2 separate regions of the Homo sapiens genome follow, and region 2 is linked to region 1. Evidence: chromatin contacts called from ENCODE Hi-C or POLR2A ChIA-PET data. All regions are on one chromosome and are shown on one strand. Each heading gives the region's core, a stretch centred on a gene start or an enhancer-like site at or near the end of the contact. The rest is flanking DNA. Distances are from core to core; before and after follow the strand shown.

Evidence for each region. A loop is a pair of places that touch in the nucleus more often than their neighbours do. ChIA-PET counts read pairs that join two places held with the same protein, here RNA polymerase II (POLR2A). Pooled maps may share reads with other maps.
Region 2: a pooled map of left cardiac atrium shows a loop between it and region 1 (5-fold over the local background). The contact joins two enhancer-like sites. A Hi-C loop is called at or near these places in 5 of 168 maps with a recorded cell type or tissue (Caco-2, MCF 10A, PC-3 and 2 more) and 4 of 50 pooled maps. POLR2A ChIA-PET finds 5 or more read pairs at or near these places in 5 of 52 experiments (MCF 10A, PC-3, PC-9 and 2 more).

What each region holds. Positions count from the first base shown.
Region 1 is chr3:120,134,123-120,140,911 of GRCh38, reverse strand. No RefSeq gene overlaps it. Among named protein-coding and RNA genes, the nearest start is that of GSK3B-DT, 42 kb to the right of the region's middle. Within about 2 kb of position 5,236, at least 3 of the 41 ENCODE cell types and tissues checked have a DNase peak (open chromatin) inside an H3K27ac peak, as active enhancers do; they include PC-3, PC-9 and mammary epithelial cell, where a contact is called at or near this core.
Region 2 is chr3:120,174,153-120,181,336 of GRCh38, reverse strand. It overlaps GPR156 (G protein-coupled receptor 156), which reads left to right. Exons shown (of 10, transcript NM_153002.3): 8 at 1-212. All of the region lies in intron 1 of LOC105374065 (a long non-coding RNA gene), which reads right to left. Among named protein-coding and RNA genes, the nearest start is that of GSK3B-DT, 83 kb to the right of the region's middle. Within about 2 kb of position 4,041, at least 14 of the 41 ENCODE cell types and tissues checked have a DNase peak (open chromatin) inside an H3K27ac peak, as active enhancers do; they include PC-3, PC-9 and mammary epithelial cell, where a contact is called at or near this core.

The DNA.
Region 1 (6,789 bases), core at 3,987-6,486:
GAGTTAGACACAAAAGTTCTTCAAGTCCCCACTAGATTAGCTAGACACAGAGCACTGATTGGTGCATTTACAAAGCTTTAGCTAGACACAGGGTGCTGATTGGTGTGTTTACAAACCTTGAGCTAGACACAGAGTACTGATTGGTGTATTTACAATCCTTTAGCTAGACATAAAGGTTCTCCAAGTCCCCACTAGACTCAGGAGCCCAGCTGGCTTCACCTAGTAGATCCTGCACGGGGGCCGCAGGCGGAGCTGCCCGCCAGTCCCGCGCAGTGCGCCAGCACTCCTCAGCCCTTGGGCGGTCGATGGGACCGGGCGCCGCAGAGCAGGGGGCGGCGCTCGTAGGGGAGGCTTGGGCGGTGCAGGAGCACATGATGTAGGGGAAGGCTCGGGAATGGCGGGCTGCCGGTCCCGAGCCCTGCCCCGCGGGGAGGCAGCTGAGGCCTGGCGAGAATTCCAGCGCAGCGCCGGCGGGCCAGCACTGCTGGGGGACCCCGCGCACCCTCCGCAGCTGCTGGCCTGGGTGCTAAGCTCCTCACTGCCCGGGGCCTGCAGCGCCGGCCGGCGGCTCCAAGTGCGGGCCCGTGCAGCCCATGCCCACCCGGAACTCTCGCTGGCCTGAGAGCGCCCGCAGCCCGGGTTCCCGCCCGCGCCTCTACCTCCACACCTCCCCACAAGCAGAGGGAGCCGGCTGCGCCTCCACCAGTCCAGAGAGGGTCTCCCACAGTGCTGCGGCAGGCTGAAGGGCTCCCCAAGCGCAGCCAGAGTGGGCGCCAAGGCCGAGGAGGCACCCAGAGCGAGGGAGGGCTGTGAGGGCTCCAGAACGCTGTCACCTCTAAGATTTGGGGGATGGTAAGTAAGCATCGGCTTCCACTTAAAGTCACCAGCTGTATTAACCCATAACAAGAGAGTCAACCTGTCCTTTGAAGCTTTGAAGCCAGGTATTGACTTCTTTCTAGCTAAGAAGGTCCTAGATGGCATCTTCTTCCAATAGAAGGCTGTTTTGTCTATATTGAAAATCTGTTGTTTAGTGTAGCCATCTTTATCAATTATGTTAGCTAGATCTTCTGGATAACTTGTTGCAGCTTCTACATCAGCACATGTTGCTTCACTTCGTACTTTTATGTTACAGAGAGAGTTTCTCTCCTAAAACCTTATGCAACAGCCTCTGCCACCGTCAGACTTTTCTTCTGTAGCTTCCTCACTCTCTCAGCCTTCACAGAATTGAAGAGAGTTAGGGCCTTGTTCTGGATTAGGTTTTGGCTTAAGGGAATGTTATGGCTGGTTTGATCTTCTATCCAGACCATTCAAACTTTCACCATATCAGCAATAAGGCTGTTTCAATTTCTTATCATTAGTGTGTTGCTAGAGTTGGACTTTTAATTTCCTTCAAGAACTTTACCTTTGCATTCACAACTTGGATGTTTGGTGCAAGAGGCCTAGTTTCTGGCCTATCTCAGCTTTTGACATGTCTTCCTCACTAAACTTAATCATTTCTAGCTTTTGATTTAAAGTGAGAGATGCATGACTCTTTCTTTCACTTGAACACCTAGAGGCCATTGTAGGGTGATTAATTGACCCAATTTCTTTCTTTCTTTTTTTTTTTTCTTTATTTTTTTGACACAGAGCCTTGCTCTGTCACCCAGGCTGGAGTTCAGTGGCGTGATCTCGGCTGACTGCAACCTCCGCCTCTCCAGGTTTAAGCAAGTATCTGCCTCAGCCTCCGGAGTAGCTGGGATTACAGGGGCATGCCACCATGCTTGGCTAATTTTTTGTATTTTTAGTAGAGACGGGGTTTCACCATCTTGGCCAGGCTGGTCTTGAACTCCTGACCTCGTGATCCACCTGCCTCGGCCTCCCAAAGTGCTGGGATTACAGGCGTGAGCCACCGTGCCTGGCCAATTGACCCAATTTAAACATCATCATGTCTCAGAGAATAGAGAGGCCGGAGGAGAGGGAGAGAGATGGGGGACTGAGCAGTTGGTGGAACAGTCAGAGCACACACGACATTAACTAAGTTCACTATCTTGTATGAGTACAGTTCATGGTGCCCCAAAACAGTCACAATAGTAACATCAAAGGTCACTTATCATAGATCACCATGACAGATATAAAAATAAAGTTAGAAATATTATGAGAATTACCAAAATGTGACACAAGAAGGAAGTGAGTATATGCTATTGGAAAAAATGTGCCAATAGACTTGCTTGACCCAGGGTTGCTACAAACCTTCAATTTGTAAAAATGCAATATACATATGTGAAATGCAATAAAGTGAATCATGATAAAACAAGGTATGCCTTGTACATATGTGTGAATATGTATTGATATAAATATATACATATATACACTATATCTTTTTTTTTTTTGAGATGGAGTCTCACTCTGTCACCCAGGCTGGAGTGCAGTGCCACGATCTCAGCTCACTGCAACCTTCTCCTTCTGGGTTCAAACGATTCTCACGCCTCAGCCTCCCGAGTAGCTGGGATTACAGATGCACACCACCACGACTGGCTAATTTTTGTATTTTTAGTAGAGATGGGGTTTCATCATGTTAGCCAGGCTGGTCTCGAACTCCTGATCTCAAGTGATCTGCCCACCTTGGCCTCCCAAAGTGCTGGGATTACAGGCATGAGCCACAGTGCCTGGCCCATATTTTTTAAACATATAAAATTTTATGGTAGCAATTTGATAACATTTTTATATTTATAATATTTGTTAATTCTGTGGTAACTGGTTAATAATAACTATATATGTTATTAAACTGTTGCCACAAAAATTACCCATAATCCTGTAACCTAAACGCAACTATTTTTATCTCTCTGCTGTTTCTGTGTGCCTTAAGATGGCAAATAAACACATCTGAATATAACCCATGTTGTCCTAGGCCACACCTGTCTGAAATAAAATAGTCACAGTAATGGTAAAAATGTTATTTCTCTGACTCTGCTGTCGCCTTCAACTCTGGGAAATCTGACCACTCTCAAATACCACCCAACTATTTCTGGGAGTCTCTAAGCAGGGGTGGGGATGGGGTGGTCTCGTGTTTTCCCAAAGTTTTTTTCAGTTGCAAAGTGGTCTCTATCATCTCTCTACCACTGCCTGTCCTGGCAGCTTCTGTGTTGTCTCCACCATGTCACTACACCCAAACTATAACTCCTTTCCTAACATCTCCACCCACTGGTAACTGCTGAAGCTGCTAGGGACATTATAGATTTGGAGTCATCTCAAGGGTCCTCCCCTACCGTAAATCCCTGCACAGGAGTCTCAATATTTTAGAGGTGTCTGATACTCCAACATGAGCCCTGGGGGCTGATCTTAAAGGACAAGCTGAGTGGATGGCAAAGTGTTGCACTCAGAATCATTCAGCAAGACACACTCCTGGGCAGACACCAGGTGACATGCTGTCACCAGTGCTGTAGAGGTGGCCCCCCATACAGAAAGCCCAGCCAGACTCAGGTGGGGGAAAGTGGCATTCATGTGGGAAAGAATCTTTAAAATGCTTCAATTAATTAATGACTTTAAAATTCATAATCTTCTGCTTTAATTCTTCGTGGTAACAAATGGTGACACACCTTACAACCTAACAGCAACATTAAGAACTGGAACAAGAATGCTTTTTGGTATGGGAATTAGAAAGATTGACTTGACGAGTTAGGAGTCAAAGAAATCCTCACACAGCACAGAGGATATGAGCCTGATTTTTAGAGATAAGTAAAATTGATATGGATAGGAAGAGCTGGTGAAAGTTTTCTATGTAGAGAAGATGGTATGAACATAGGCATAGCACCAAGAAAGAACAAGACTTACTCAGAGACCCAACTGGCTGGAAATGCAAGTGCTCATAGGGAAACAGTGGGAGATGCAGCTGGAAAGGTAGGTTTGGGGCTGCCACATAGAAGAGAATTTTTTTTTTTCACAGAATGATAAACTTAGTTTTTTTTTTTCAATATTGCTATGGAAAGGAAAAAATTTCAGGATGTTTTTAATGCTTACTAGTCTCTTCTTTTTGAATTACTATTATTTTATTTTTGTGGATACACAGTAGGTGTATTTATTTATGGGGTACATGAGACGTTTTGTTACAGGGACACAATGTGAAATAAGCACATCATGGAGAATGGGGTATTCATCCCCTCAAGCATTTATCCTTTGAGTTACAAACAACTCAATTACACACTTTATTTTAAAATATATAATTATTTAAATAGTCACCCTATTGTGCTATCAATAGGTCTTATTCATTCTAACTATTTTTTGTACCCATTATCCATCTCTACCTCCCCCCGACTCCCCCCCCCAGCCTCTGGTAACCATCCTTCCACTTTCTATATCCATGAGCCCAATCATTTTGACTTTTATGTCCTACAAGTAAGTGAGAAAATGTGCTGCTTGTCTTCTGTGCCTGGCTTATTTTACTTAACTTAATGACCTCCAGTTCCATTCATGCTGTTGCAAATGACTGGATCTCTTTCTTTTTTATGGCGGAATAGTACTCCATTGTGTATATGTACCACATTTTCTTTATCCATTCCTCTGTTGGACACTTAGGTTGCTTCCAAATCTTAGCCATTGTAAGCAGTTCTGCAACAAACACAGGAGTGCAGATATCTCTTCAATACCCTGATTTCCTTTCTTTTGGGTATATACCTAGCAGTGGGATTGCTGGGTCATATGGTTGCTCAATTTTTAGTTTTTTGAGGAACCTCCAAACTGTTCTCCATAGTGGCTGTATTATTTTACATTCCTGCCAACAGTGTACAAGGATTCCCTTTTAGAAGAGAATTTTTTTTTTTTTTTGATGGAGTTTCGCTCTTGTTGCCCAGGCTGGAGTGCAATGGCGTGATCTCAGCTCACTGCAACCTCCATCTCCCGGGTTCCAGCAATTCTCCTGCCTCAGCCTCCCTAGTAGCTGGGATTATAGGCACCCACCACCACGTCCAGCTAATTTTTGTGTTTTTAGGGGAGACGAGGCTTCACCATGTTGGTCAGGCTGGTCTCAAACTACCAACCTCAGGTGATCTGCCCGTCTTGGCCTCCCAAAGTGCTGGGATTACAGGCGTGAGCCATCACACCCGGCCTAGAAGAGAAATCTTAGTAACCAGCTCAGAAGTCTGTACTTTTCCTAATGGCACTGAGAGATTTTGAAAAATTCTAAGCATGTGAATGATATGATGACATTGGTATTTTAAAGAAAACTGTTCTGGTGTTTGTATTTCAAAAATACAGGAAAGGCGGGGCATGGTGACTCACACCTGTAATTTCAGCACTTTGGGAAGCCAAGGAGGGAGAATTGCTTGAGGCCAGGAGTTTGAGACCAGCCTGGGCAATATAGTGAGACTCCCATCTCTACAGAAAAGTTTTAAAAGTTGCCAGGTATGGTGGCACATGCCTTATGCCCCTAGCTTCTTGGGTGCCTGAGGTAAGAGAATTGCTTGAACCTAGGAGGTCAAGGCTACAGTGATCTGAGATTGTGCCACTGCACTCCAGCCTGGGCAACAGAGCAAGACGCTGTCTCAAAAAGAAAAAAATATATAGGAAAGAAAATTTGTAGGAGATAAAAACAAATCTACTTAACTGTATCTAGGTCTTTGGATTTCTTTTGATCTTGTTCCAGGTTGCTTGTTTAAATATAGTTATTGTTAACTCTAGTAAATGAATCATTGAATACAAGTTACTCTTTTTTAAATTTATTTTTAGTTTTGAGACAGAGTCTCGCTCTGTCACCCAGGCTGGAGTGCCGTGGTGTGATCTTGGCTCACTGCAACCTCTACCTCCCAGGTTCGAGTGATTCTCGTGTCTCAGCCTCCTGAGTAACTGGGATACAGGCGCAAACCACCACACCCAGCTAATTTTTGTATTTTCGGTAGAGACGGGGTTTCGCCACGTTGGCCAGGCTGGTCTCAAACTCCTGATGTCAGTTGAGCTACCTGCCTTGGCCTCTCAAAGTGCTGGGATTACAGGTGTGAGCCACTGCACCTGGCCGGAGTACATGTCATTCTTGACCATTTAAAATAATTCTATTTTTGATGACAAAAAAATACGTAACTGAGTGGAGAGGCATTCTTTATTACTCAGTTAACCATGTTTTAAGAAGCTCAGCTCCTAATAACATCAGACTATGTCTAATTCATTATATCTGTTGGTACATTAAAAGAAATAGCTTCTGGTGACAGTAAATTCATCAGAGAGTTTGAAAAGATGGCAGGTATTCTGAATCAAACTTTTGGTTAGAAAACCAGGAAATGTGAGATAAATGTGTTTCAGATATGAAAGGTACGTAAATTCAGATGACTTAATGAAAACTGTTTTTTTTCTCAAATGTGCCTAATATGTGTGCAGCTATTTTTCCTATTTTTTTAAAAAAGTAGTGATTTTTTCCAGAAGTGCTTACATTGATGTTAGACTTTTGGTTTGACTTAGTTTGGTTTGGTTTAATTTGGTTTGGTGTGGATTGGGTTTTTTGTTTTGTTTTGTTTTATGATTTTTTTCAAGAATATTATATGAGTAAAGGAAATTTTTACTTTTTATTTTAACATCCGTATTCAGAGCATTCACTATCTTATGAGTCTTGGTGGGCACAGATTTTGCCTTCCACTAGAGAAGATGAAAGTTCAGATTTTCACTTTCTTAGCTCTTTGTCCTTGGACATGGGAAAGTGTCCTAAGCTCAGTCAAACAAGTGAACTCCCTGGATATTTGAATCAGCGGCTATTATCATAAAGAGCCAGGTATACATACTCGTGGCAGTTGAAGGCAGAATAGGTAGCAATATTGAGTTTTCAGGTCA
Region 2 (7,184 bases), core at 2,792-5,291, 42 kb before region 1:
ACCTGGCTGGCCTGACTGGCCATGTCAGCTCCCCTCCTGTGAATCAGTCCTTAACCATCATGGTGGGGGTCAACCTCCTTGTACTGGCTGCTGGGCTGCTTTTTGTAGTCACCAGATACTTGCATTCCTGGCCCAACCTGGTCTTTGGACTCACATCTGGAGGGATCTTTGTTTGTACAACTACAATCAACTGCTTCATCTTCATTCCCCAGGTATGGATTTTGCAGGGCTGGTCCTCTTAGTCACTCTAGAGTTTTTCACTGACAAATTGCTCATTTTGTTTTCTACTGATACCTTTCCATGCCACTTATTGGAGAGTCAGAAAGCAGACAGGGGATCCTAGTGAGCTGGTTGCCTTTGTCCTTTCTCACTGTCCTGGTCAGCAAGGGGGACAAGGCAGAGTGGTCCAAGCAGTGGTGGCAGCCCCTGTTTGCACTCTTCCACACCTGTGGTGCCTGTCCCTTGGGGGGGCTGCCTCGCAGTCCTGCTTTTCCATCCACCCTCTGGTCTGCTGCACTCGTTCCCCATCCTCCCCTCATTTCCATCATGTTATTACTATTTCTTTCACTAGCCTGGGAGCAAGGAACCTTTATATTTTTCCAATTGGGGATTGCAGACTCACAGGAAAAAATCCATTTAGATGGAACTTTATGATTTAAAGTGCTTTCTCTTTCTTTTTATTGGAGGAAAATACAGAACATTTCTCTGCTTTTTACAATAAGGAGAGGTAGAAACTAAATAAAAATATGTTTCATATTATGGGGATTTTAAAAAATCAAATGAGGGAGGAAGACAGAAGCAGAAATAGCCAGATAGCAAAGAAGAAAGGTAGTCAGAGGGAACAGAGAAGGAATCCTAGGCTCAGAAAGCAAGGGGATGTGGGATTGTTCATGCTACACCCTGGGGACCATCAAGCCACATATATCTAGGTTAATGAACTTGGCACTAGGTACTTTCTTGTTTCCCTCCTAGTTCTCCTTTTCTTCCCTCTGAGACCTCCCTCATCCCACTCCTCCTTCAAGACCCTGTCCTGATTCCCATTGCAACTTCCAGTTGACTGTAAACTAATTCCTCATGATGGAGCTAACTGATAATGTAAGTGTTGGCTGATGGCACGTTACAGTGTATTTGTGAAAGGGAAGAGTGCACTTTGGGTCATGATGGTATGACATGGGCATAGCCCTGTTACGATTCTTCTCTATCACAAATCCTCATTACAGTACTCAACAGAATACATAAATATGGAAAAATCTGCAGCAGCAGCACTAGAAACGATGGATGGCTATTGCCTCTGTGCCAGAAACTGGAGGAATTTTTGCCAAATCTTAATGCCGTAAAAACTGGAATGAAGGAAGCCATTTAGAGCTGAGGCTTGTTTGTCTGGGATGAGGCAGAAATGGGCTCTGAGAAGCAAGGACTGTTTCTCCCTGGGAGACCGGGGGCGGGGGCGGGGTGGGTGGGCAGGGGTAAGGGTAGGCAGGTGCCTTTTGGGAAGCCCACCCCTTAGGCCCTGCAGCCAATATTGTTGGATTGGTAGCGATCAACAATGCAGAGAACTGGTGCTGAAGGGTACAAGGCAGTCCTGATTCCATAAACAAGCAAGCCCTGCCTGACAGCAGCCTACCTGTTGACTGTCAGGGCGGAGAGGCCTGGTTGACTGATTACTGGCAGAGGAAAAGGAGGAGTTTTTGTAGAAATAAGTACCCTTTAAGGGTAAACTCTGGCCAGGCACAGTGGCTCACACCTGTAATCCCAGCACTTGGTGAGGCTGAGGTAGGCGTATCACTTGAGGTTAGGAGTTCGAGACCAGCCTGGCCAACATGGTGAAACTCTGTCTCTACTAAAAATATGAAAATTAGCTGGGCATGGTGGTGCACGCCTATAATCCCAGCTACTCGGGAGGCTGAGGCAGGAAAATCACTTGAACCCGGGAGGCAGAGGTTGCAGTGAGCCGAGATTGCGCCACTGCCCTCCAGCCTGGGCAACAGAGCTGCTAACCCCTTTCTTCCTTGCTTGCCTGCACTATAGAGACAGCAACAGCTAGACTCTTCTTTTGCCAGCTTCCCATAGAGATAGGAGTGCCTATATGACACCATTTTGAACACTAGAGGTTTTCTGAGAAGCTTCTGAGAAAGCTTTTGCTTTCCTGAAAAAGGTTATAAGCATGGCTAACATCACCCTTTTTACCTTCTTCCTGCCTTGAATGTATGTGATTCCTAGAGCTATGGCAGCTCTCTTGTGAACATAAGGAAAAGACTAAGAGAATATAGTTATAATACTAGGAAGATACAGCTCTTTCCATGTAAGATTATAAATTCTGGAGGAAATGATCTATGAAGGGAATCTGCAGTTCACAAGAAGAGGACTACAAATGTCTAAAGATTTAGAGAAGCTGCCTTCCTCTGGAGTAGAAGTGTTTAGAAGATACCGGACTTGTCAATAGAATTCAAAGGATATTGTCTCTTCTCAACTAAAGCAAACTATCATGAAAAAAAGCTAATCTTAATAAAATATTGAATAAGGATTAAAAATATGGTATTAAATTTAAAATCCCAATAGAAGCATTGACTGGGCAATTAGACACTACAAAATATTGAATTAGTGAATTACTTTAAGGAAACAGAAAATAAGGAAACAAATGAGAGACTAGATAAGAAAATATGGAAAATGGCCAGATGCAGTACCTCATGCCTGTAATCCCAGCATTTTGGGAGGCCGATGTGAGCGGATCACCTGAGGTCAGGAGTTCGAAACCAGCCTGACCAACATGGTGAAACCCCATCTCTACTAAAAATACAAAAATTAGCTGGGCGTTGTGGCATCCATCTGTAATCCCAGCTACTAGGGAGACTGAGGCAGGAGAATCGCCTGAACCCAGGAGGCAGAGGTTGCAGTGAGCCAAGATCACGCCATTGCACTCCAGCCTGGGCAACAAGAGCGAAAATCTGTCTCAAAAAATAAAATAAAAAGAAAAAAATAAAATATGGAAAACATCTAGGAATACAATTGAGAGCTGATAGGAGTCTCTGAAAGAGAACAAAATAATTTGGGGCAGAAGTCATTATCAAAGAGCTATCAGAGGAAAATGTTTCTGAACAAACAAAGCCTTGGTCAGAAAACTGAATGAATTGGCAATCTCCATGATGGCGCCCTGCTTACTGCTCCTCTCTCCATCCTCACCTCTCACCACTGCCCCCTTGCATCGTAAGCCTCAGCCACATCACTTCCCCTTTGCCTGGTGTTTGAGTCCTCAGCAGCTAGGACAATTGTGACATCTGGGTACTCTACACACAAAAATGCAGAATGAAGTGCTGCTTGAAATCTGCCTTCCAGGTTTTCACTAAGCAACAAACACTTGATTTGTTGAATTGGGAATGGAAATGGAATGATTATGAGGTACAGGAATTGGGTGGATGGACTGCACTGGCCTTGCTTTCCTTCTATCTCACTCCCTCTTTCCCTCCTAGCTTTCTTAAGCTTCCTTTCTCTTACTCTGTCTTTCCTCTTCCATTTTCTCCCTTGTGTTTTTTTTTTTTCTCCTCTGGAACTAACTGACCATGATGTGAAACTAAAAAATATATTTTGTAGTCTGTTGTATTTTAGGTTTAGATGGTAAGTAGTTCTTTTTCAAAATATAAAAGAAACTGAGGTTTGTTAGGTTTCTGTGTGTTTCCCTCTGGCTCCGAGGTCTTTGGTAGAAGAACGATTCTCCCTGTGATACTTGCACTGTGTATTCCTAGAAGATAATTTGGGAAAGTAATTTGAGTAAATTTGGGAAAGTGGGTGAGGGGAACTATCTGGGTAAGGGTTGGGGGTTGCAGCAAAACGGGGTTCCTTCTTGCCAGTGAGCTTTCAGACATGACTGTGATGGGAGGAGTTTGTGAAAGCAAAGGCACAGATACCCCCAGGGCAGCGAGGCAGCGCCAGAGAGCGGGTGAAATGGATGACATTACTAAGGAGACAAGGGGCCCAAGAAGCCTTCTTTACACAGGCACTCAGGAAATGCCTGAGTGTTTATGCCAAGCACTGAGGTCATCACTAGAAGTCAGCCAGCCGCTGCTGTTCTGACCTGAATATGACCCATCCCCCAGCCCTCTGCTCCCTCAGAGAGGCAGGCAGGTCCTAAGGTAGGACATTGTTTTCTCTCTCCTCTAACCCCGAAAGCATTTCATCTGCTCCTCCCTGAAGATGTGCAGGCCTTTCTAATCTGCCTTATAATTATATGTATATGTCCCAGCACCCCTACTAGACCAGTGAGCATTTTAAAGAAAGCTTCCTTCATTTGTTCATGCATGCATCCATCCATCCACTTATTAACTGCTGGGTACATGCACTTAAACACAGAGTCCGCCTCTAGGTCTAGTGGGGAGCAAACATGAAAGGAATTATCATACATGTGTTAAGAGCTTTGAGAAAGGCCTTCCCCAGCCCATCTGAGAACTCAGTGGCACCTTCTCAGAAAATGAGGCTGGGCATGGTGGCTCATGCTTATAATCCCAGCACTTTTCAAGGCTGAGGCGGGTAGATCGCTTGAGCCCAAGAGTTCGAGAGCAACCTGGTCAACATGGTGAAACCTGGTCTCTGCAAAAAATGCAAAAATTGGCTAGACGTGGTGGCTCACGCCTGTAATTCCAGCAGTTTGGGAGGACAAGGCGGGCAGATCACGTGAAGTCAGGAGTTTGAGACCAGCCTGGCCAACATGGTAAAACCCCGTCTCTACTAAAAATACAAAAAATTAGCTGGGTGTGGTGGCGGGCGCCTGTAATCCAGCTACTTGGGAGGCTGAGGCAGGAGAGTTGCTTAAACCGGGAGACAAGGGTTGCAGTGAGCCGAGATTGTGCCATTGCACTCCAGCCAGAGACAGAGTGAGACTGTCTCAAAAAATATAAAGCAAAAATTAGCCAGGCATGGTGGTGCATGCCTCTGGTCCCAGCTACCCAGGAGGCTGAAGTAGGAGGATCACCTGAGCCCAGGAGGTTGAGGCTGCAGTGAGCTGTGATTGTGCCACTGCACTCCAGACAGAGTAAGACCCTGTCTCAAAAAAAAAAAAAAAGAAGGAAGGAAGGGAGAGAGGGAGGGAGGGAAGGAGGGAGGTAGGAAGGAAGGAAGGAAGGAAGATGAGGTGTTCGAGCTCAGTCTTGAAGGAAACATAAGAGTTCATTGAAGAGATGGGGGAAAGTAGGTGGCATTTCTGATGGAATAACATCATGACCAGAGGCAGGGAGGCTAGAAAGAGAGTAGCGTATGTTTGGAGCACCATGGTCTTTGTTATTTTTGAAGCACAAATGGAAACCAGGGGGAGAATGACAGGACTGGGGAGAGACACACCTGGGGAGCTTCTGAGGCCCTGCTGGACCCTGTTAAAGAGTTGACATTTAGTCCCACCATATTAGTTTCCCACTGCTGCTATAACAAATTCCCACAAGCTTAGTGGCTTAAAATAATACAAGTTTATTATCTTAAAATTTTGGAGGTCAGAAATCTGAAATAGGTCTTATTTGGCTAAACTTAAGGTGTCAGGAAGTCTGTATTCCCTCCAGAGATGCAAGGGGAGAATCTGTTTCCTTGTCTTTTTCAGCTTCTAGAGGCCGTCTGCATTCTTGTGCTTATTGTCCCCTCCTCCACCTTCTAAGCCAGCCAGGTTCAAATCTGCCAGAAGAGATTCAAATCTTTCTCTCTCTCGCCCCTGTTTCCATTGTCACATCTCCTTCTCCAACTCTGGCTCTCCTCCCTCCCTCCTATAAGGATTCTTGTGATTACATTGGGCCCACTTGGATAACCCAGAATAATCACCCCTCTTGAAATCCTTAATTACATTTGCAAAGTCCCTTTTGCCACATAAGGTCACATATTCACAGGCTCCAGGAATTAGGATGAGAGAGAACATCTTTGAGAAGCCACTGTTCAGTCTGCCACACCCCCATAGCCCAGAGGCTCAGAAAACCAGAATCTGCCTGTCCTTCTGGAGGAAGGCAGAGGAGAGGCCCTGAATTGTGAAATTCATAGCTGGATTCCAGAAACCCTGAAGGGTTGAGCCTTAAGGAGTATCTTCACAAATGAGGAATGAAGGGCTAGAGTAATCAAGGGGTATCTTGGCTCCACTTGGCCAATTTAGAGACAGGAAGACCAAAAGCCCTGGGAGGGCCCTTACGCCAGTGCTGAGCTGCTCCTCTGCCAGCCCTGCAGAGAGGCCTCAGTCTGGGAGTGCTGGGGGAGATGAAGGAAAAGCTGTACTGCAGCACTGCCAGGGTCAGTGTGAGGAGAATAACCCTAGGAGGTCTGATTCATCCACCCAAGGCCACAGATGACCTTGTGTTGTTGGCTCCAGTAGCTCCCAAGTAGGATGGTGAGCTGAGAGCATCCTTTCGTGGGGAGGGGGCCTTCAAGAAGGGCATCTGAGAGGGGAGGTACCAGGCCTGACCCAACACAGGTCACACAGACTCCTGGTGCGATGATGGACTCATGATGAGTCAGCAGAGGACCCAAGAGGACTTGGGTGATAATATCAATTTCAGTGGCATTGAAATTGATGGCAGGATTCAGAATCCTATCTGAGATTTACAAAATTTGGTTTACACTCCATGGTCGGAGCTTAACAAATGTTTGATGGATGAGTAAAGAAATCCCAGGATCCCTTTGAGGCTACCCATAGACACTGCAGCATCATTTCTAGAATCAAGGTCCCAGGGTCCCCAGTGTCCATCACTAGGACACTTAGTTATGGGGATTCCTGAGAGGAAAACAGAGGCCTTCCCCACTGTGGCTTCCTGCGTCACTCACATTACTGTCATTCGGTGGGTCAGCAGTACCCCACAGACTCAGGCAGAGGCTCCTGTTTCTATGTTCAGCTTCATTCCTGTTAAACTAAACCAGCCCATGCTTCTGCAGAGTGTTCCTCAAGACCAGTTTCTCCTGAAGAGCTTTCCCTGGACTGCCACCGTTAACAGTCTCTCTCTTCATCAACTGAGTGAGGACACAGACATGGCACAGTGTCCTGCTTACAGCTGTTGTTCTGCTGCTAAGTGGCTGTGTAAGCTTAGACACAACACTCCTGAGCCTTTCCTAGTTTGTCAAAGAAACTGGGTGATGAGCTAGAGCATCCTGATGTGACTAGGGGGCTTCCCTCAAAGGCTCTCTGAGCCTTGATTATTGACTTGGGTTAGAAGTTCACCCAAAGGAACTGA